2 separate regions of the Mus musculus genome follow, and region 2 is linked to region 1. The links are chromatin loops, found by intact Hi-C in ENCODE. Cell type or tissue: left cerebral cortex. All regions are shown on one strand. Each heading gives the region's core, and the rest is flanking DNA. Links, peaks and the distances in the headings are about the cores only.

Region 1 (2,922 bases), core at 229-2,728:
GAGGGAGACAGGGCAACAAAAATCAAGCAGGACCAACTATGTCAAAACAAAATCTCAAACTGGTATCTTTCCTCTGGCAAGCAGAAGTAGAGATGACAGTCTGGGTGGGAGGTTAAAATAGGCCTGTATTTTGCTCATTTGTTGTTATTACTTCATATTGGTATGATGAATGTAAACAATCTCCAGTCAAAGTAATGTCTGAGTGTGAGGCTCCCTAGTCAAGAAAGCAAGCCAGAGGCAGTGGCAGGACAGAGGACATTATACCAACAAAGCAACCAAGAGCTGGTGACAGCAGGAGGCAGCATGCATCACTTGCTGGGTTCCAAGCCAATGCCTGCCGGTCAGCGTCACTCCCTAGGCTTTGACACCTGTGACCCAGGGCCCAGAAGTAGACGTGTGTCTGTTCCTCCACTGGGCACACTTGCCTCTACTGAACTTTTCAAGGCTGCCAGTCTCTCAGTGCCCTTCCTCCCGCATCCAATACAAAGAGAAAGCTGTGTTGTAGAAAGATAACCAAGTATGGTTGTCCCTGTTCTCCACGAGGAGATCCTCAATGGATCTGTATGCACAAATAAGGCTAAACCTTATCTAACCTATTTTTCCTATCCCTCCATATGACATAGGTCACTTTATAGATTAGACATAGTAAGAAATTATTACTAATAATCATTAATGAAAGCTTTCTCTATGCAGCCATGGGGCAGTGTGGACATAGTATCCTGATTGACCCTTAGCAGGATAATGTGAGATTTTTTTTATCATATTACTAAGAATAACAATTTAAATCTTATAATTGTTTATTTCTGGAATTGCCTATTTAATGTCTTTGGATCACCCGTGACCATGGAGAGATGAAAATACAAAATCAAAACTGCATAAACTAGAACAATATGGTAGGCAAAGTTATTTCTAGCTAGCTTCTAGAGCGGCTATTCTCTCTGACAAGGCTAGAGAGCCCAAGAGAAAAGAAGATGAGGAGAAAGAAACCCAGAGGCAGGGCTAAGAACGTGTCAACTTTGAGGGTCCTCGATAGTAGAGTTGGCCATGGGATCCAAGCTTACAAGAACTATGTCAGTCAGAGTTGCCAGTAGACAGTGCATCTTCTGGGGGGAACCTGACAATCACACAGTCGTGAAGCATGACCATGGGGAAGGTTTGAAGACAAAAATAATGAGGGAGATGCCTGCTCCTTAACAGGCTCCATTTGGGGAGTGACAGGAAGAAGTAAATTCTAAGAGGAAGGCCAAGGAGAGGATCGTGGGGCAGAATCCAAGTGGGGGGGGGGGAAGGGGTGTGCATAGGGACATTCAAAACTAAAAAATAAAGATGTAAAAAACCATTAAGGGGAGGCTTTGGATTTAGTGACTAAGATGTTACAGATGAACTTTCATGGTAGCAAGGGCTGAGGTCAGGCAATAAGAGACCACAGGAAATGAGTAGAGACAGAATTTCAAGATTGGTTGTGAAGAAAACAAGGTGGGGTTGAGGAGGTGCCGTTCATTTCAACATGGCATTAACTGTTAAGATGACTATGGATAACTTACTTGTAAGTCATCTTTGGGAAGAAAGATACGACACACTGTTGAGAGTAGAATGATGAAGCAGACCAACACTTGAGTACCTTAGCCACCAAAATGTTTCAGCACATGAATCCAGGCCGTGCTGGCTGCCATGGCAACCGTCTTGGCCAAGAATCTGTTCTGCCACCAAATAAGCTCGCTTTTCAAAAGGTTAGTTTTGTTTACTGCTAGGAGTAGCTCCAAACTGGAGAGACTACCTGGGTGGGAGAGGGTCTTGGAGGTACACCAGAAACAGGTCCCCACTACAGCTAGTGTGTGTGCGCGCGCACTGGTCCTAAATGGTTAGCTTCTCCAAACTGACCAGAGCAAAATAGAAACTGCCAAAGTCAAAGCTGGATGACCCTTCATAAAAAAATGAAAAGTCATTGCTACAAGCCTCTTTCTCTTCTGACCATGTCTGCTAATTCTAAATATCAATGAAAGTTATCAGACTCCACAAGTGGAGGTCTCTGTCCTCTTAGTAAATCAGAATGTAAACTTGTTAAGTTTGGTAGTAGTTTCCCAAGTGGGACGATCCCCTCTGCCCTAACTAAAGACAAAGGAATGAAAGCATGTTTCAGCCTAGAGAGACAGCCGAAGAGGTTATCGACATCACTGATTTCCATTTGTGATTACTAAAATACAGACCCATGACCACTAATTCATCAACATCATCAAGTTTTTAAATTGCTTTTTACATTTTTTTTTTTTTACAATTTCATACTCATATACAAAGTCATGTGTAGTGACATTCTGGAATTTTGGTTTCTTAAAAATTCACAGAAATATTTTTTTTTTGTTTTTTTGAGACAGGGTTTCTCTGTATAGCCCTGGCTGTCCTGGAGCTCACTTTGTAGACCAGGCTGGCCTCAAACTCAGAAATCCACCTGCCTCTGCCTCCCGAGTGCTGGGATTAAAGGCATGCGCCACCACGCCCGGCTTCACCGAAATATTTTAAGAGAGTGCTTTGATTTTAGTCCCAAGTATGGGGATGTGGGGCTCCTTTGGACTGTCTACAGCAGCTGACTATGATTTGCCTCATGCTCTAGCAGAGGCGTGGTTTTGCCAGCTGCAGATAGTTTCTGTGATTGTGTGATATTTGGAATTTTGGGAATTTTGGGAATTTTGATGAGGGTATATAGATGTTATAAAAATTTTAGGGCACCGAGTAGAGGGGTTGATGGTTGGTGGTCGTTCAGGGGGGGGTTGTTTGCAGTTTGTTAGTAGTCATGCTCAAAGAAGAAACAAAAGGAAGGAAAGAAATTAGATTCATGATCTCCGTCTCCCTCTCCCTCAACCTCTCCCTCAACCTCTCCCTCTCCCTCTCTGTCTCCTTCTTCCTCCCCACTCTGTTTCCCTCTCC
Region 2 (2,922 bases), core at 294-2,793, 61 kb before region 1:
AATCCTATGCATGTCTAGGCAGACAGTTTCAGTATTATGGTTTGTCTGTCATCCCAAGTCTGTATGACTATTAAAATGAAGTGGCTGTAAAGTCAAATGGCTTTATTATAGCCCTGTGGCAAGAGACCCCTCAGATGCATAGTCCCATCCTAACTGACATTTGAAAACAGTGACAACCCAGGGATCTAAACCACAGAAAAGGCTTAAGTCCCCCTCAACAGTCAACCTCTGAGAAGGTAAGCCACTTCTTTGCAGCCCCCACTGGTGACGCCGGTGGTAGAGAATTCGGAAGGCTCTTAGGAAGTAAATGGTGACATAGGAAGAGGACTGGGCACATTAAAGCCAAGCCTTAGGAACTGCTGAACAAGCAGCTCTGAGGGCCACACGTTTTCCTCCATGACAATAATCAATGTTCCAAGCCAAGGCGAATTTGCCTTCTCTTAACTGTACTGAAGACTTTAGAAGCATAGGCTGCCTGTATGTGGAGACTGGGTTGAACCGCAGCTTCACAACCCTGGGGAAATGATGTGCCTCGTTTTCATCAGGCAATGCCGAATTAGCATGTCTTCTTCCCAAAGTGATTGTGAAAAGCAAAATGGCACGTAGAGCAGCATTTTACATAAGCAATTGTTACTTTAAGCACCATTTTAGAGAAGATGTGCAATAAGTAAAGCCTAATGTACAGTGCGTAAGTAGAAAGAATGGGCAAGTTAAATTGCAAATTAAAATGTAGAGTACAGATAGAAAAATGGGTGTTTGAAAAGACTGTGTTTTAAAATTCTCTTAGCTGATCAACAAATTAGATAAAATAACCATTATCTTAAGTGAAAAGCGATGATTTTAAAAATCCTACAAAGAACTCAAATAAAATGTCACTGTTAAGCACTTTCTGTCTACAGATTTAAAAATGTAGATGAGACCAACCAATTCCTACTATGACACACTTTACCTAGAAGATACAGGAAAACAGAAAGTCTGACTAGCTCTTGATCTTCTTTTAAGGATAAATTACTTGTAATTAAGAGCTGTCCCTCAGAGGAACTTCACTGAACCTTTAAAAACAGCCATCAGTCTTACCAAAACATTCTCAAATACTGCTAGCAGCAGACCTGTCCCACTTCTCCCTTTACGCCAGGATGATCCTGGGAGGGAAACCTCCCCAGGGAAAGAGAATTTCCTGACCAGTTCTCAGTGCACACATGAACCCAGCAGGAAGAGCCTAAGAGTATGCAAACCACATTCACGCAAATGCTAACAGGGTGATACCTCATCCTTCAAGAATCCAGCTGTTGCATCCTTTGAAAACCAGTGCTGTTCACTACATTAATAGAAAGAAAAAAGAAACCTCAATTATGTGTTAAAACTACTGAATGGAATTCAATATCAACTCGTGATACATATTAGCAATATAGCTAATAAAGTATTATCTACAGGGAAAAAAATAACCCTACTTGAGTAGGGTGCTTTTTGTCAATTGCTAGAAGCATTCTCTCTGATTTCAGGAATGAAGGGCATTTTTGTAATGGGGGAAGTATTTAATGTTTTATTGCAATTCATTCCATGATATAAAAAGCAAGAAAAGGAAATAAAATTACAACAAAAATATTTTATTGACAAATGATACAACTGTGAACATACAAAAATGCATGTGAAATGTCAGATAATATATTAAGTTTAAAAAGTGGACCTGGCAAACCCTAAACCCAAGGTTAACATGCACAAAGATTATATTGTAGAGAGCAGCAGTTGGGGAGTTTTAAATTGAATTTTAACTTTTATTTACATTAGAATAAAACACCATGAAATTATTTGGAAAATATACAAAAGATAAATGTAAGATCTCTACCAGAAAATAGAAGTTGTTGAGAGTAGTCAAAGAATATATGTGTAAATTAAAAAATACAAGTGGCCATGCATGAAAAAGTGTCCTGAGGCAAACGGTCATTTCCTAAGGAATCTATTCAGTTCAAACCCCGTGAGATTGAGAGCAAGGAAGAGAAAAGTAACGGTGGAAAGAAAGAAGGAAGGAGGGAAGAGAAAAGAAAGGAAAAGAAAGGAAGGAAAGAAAGAAAATAAAGAGAAAGAAAGAAAAGATATATACATATATGTTTGTGTGTGTGTGTTTCTTTTTTTTGGTGCTGGTCATCTTTTTGTGGCATGCATATATATATATATATATATATATATATATATATATATATATATATATATATATATATACATATTGTGGCTGTGGAGGCTGTCACCAAGATTTCAAAAGAAAAAAAATAAAAAGCTAGGAGAAGGTGTGGTATGGGAGCCTCAGAGTCCCTGCAGATGGCTCTTGGGAGGATGGTGTATGATACCACTGTTGCCATGGAAATCCTACTAAGGATTCTAGAACACCTGCAGGAGGGGGGGGGGGGGGGCTGGGGGGAGAGGATCTGCAAGATGCAAGCTGAGCAAGTTCAAAAGAGTATCCCAGTGGACTCCAGAGAACAGACAAAAGGTGAGGCTGTCCAAGTCCTAGTGACCTCAGATCATGCCAGCTTGTGCTTCTTGCACCTTGAGTCAACAAGTTCTCTGTTAATTACTTGGTCTTGCTTTGGTCTGGTTCTTCAGTATCACTTCCCTGTTCCTCTCTTTTAGAGCGGAAATGTTTACCCCATGTCATTGGGTCTTGGACATGTAAATGCTTTTGGATCTAAGTTTGCCAGGAGTCTCCCAAGAGATTTTAGATTGGATTTTCAGTTGTGCTGAAACAAGGAGGACTTTTTTTTTAATTAGGTATTTTCTTCATTTACATTTCAAATGCTATCCCAAAAGTTCCCCAGACCCTCCCCCCCCACCCCTCACCCCCTCCAACCCCCACCCCTCCACCCACCCACCCCCCCCCCCCCGCACTCCCCTACCCACCCACTCCCACTTCTTGGCCCTGGCGTT

Evidence for each region. A loop is a pair of places that touch in the nucleus more often than their neighbours do. Peaks named below come from ENCODE experiments on the same cell type or tissue, not always from the same donor. Only the 100,000 strongest peaks of a DNase experiment are listed, where the experiment ranks them.
Region 2: a loop joins it to region 1, with 2.1 times the contacts of the local background. A loop is called at or near these places in 2 of 42 quality-filtered maps.

The regions. Positions count from the first base shown.
Region 1 is chr13:38,860,432-38,863,353 of GRCm38, reverse strand. Gm46392 (a long non-coding RNA gene) reads right to left here and starts at 1,624. Exons shown (of 7, transcript XR_001780837.1): 1 at 1,545-1,624. In left cerebral cortex, for the core only: no CTCF peak of the experiment used is centred there; a DNase peak (open chromatin) is centred at 1,662.
Region 2 is chr13:38,921,197-38,924,118 of GRCm38, reverse strand. No RefSeq gene overlaps it. Among named protein-coding and RNA genes, the nearest start is that of Slc35b3, 38 kb to the left of the region's middle. In left cerebral cortex, for the core only: no CTCF peak of the experiment used is centred there; no DNase peak of the experiment used is centred there.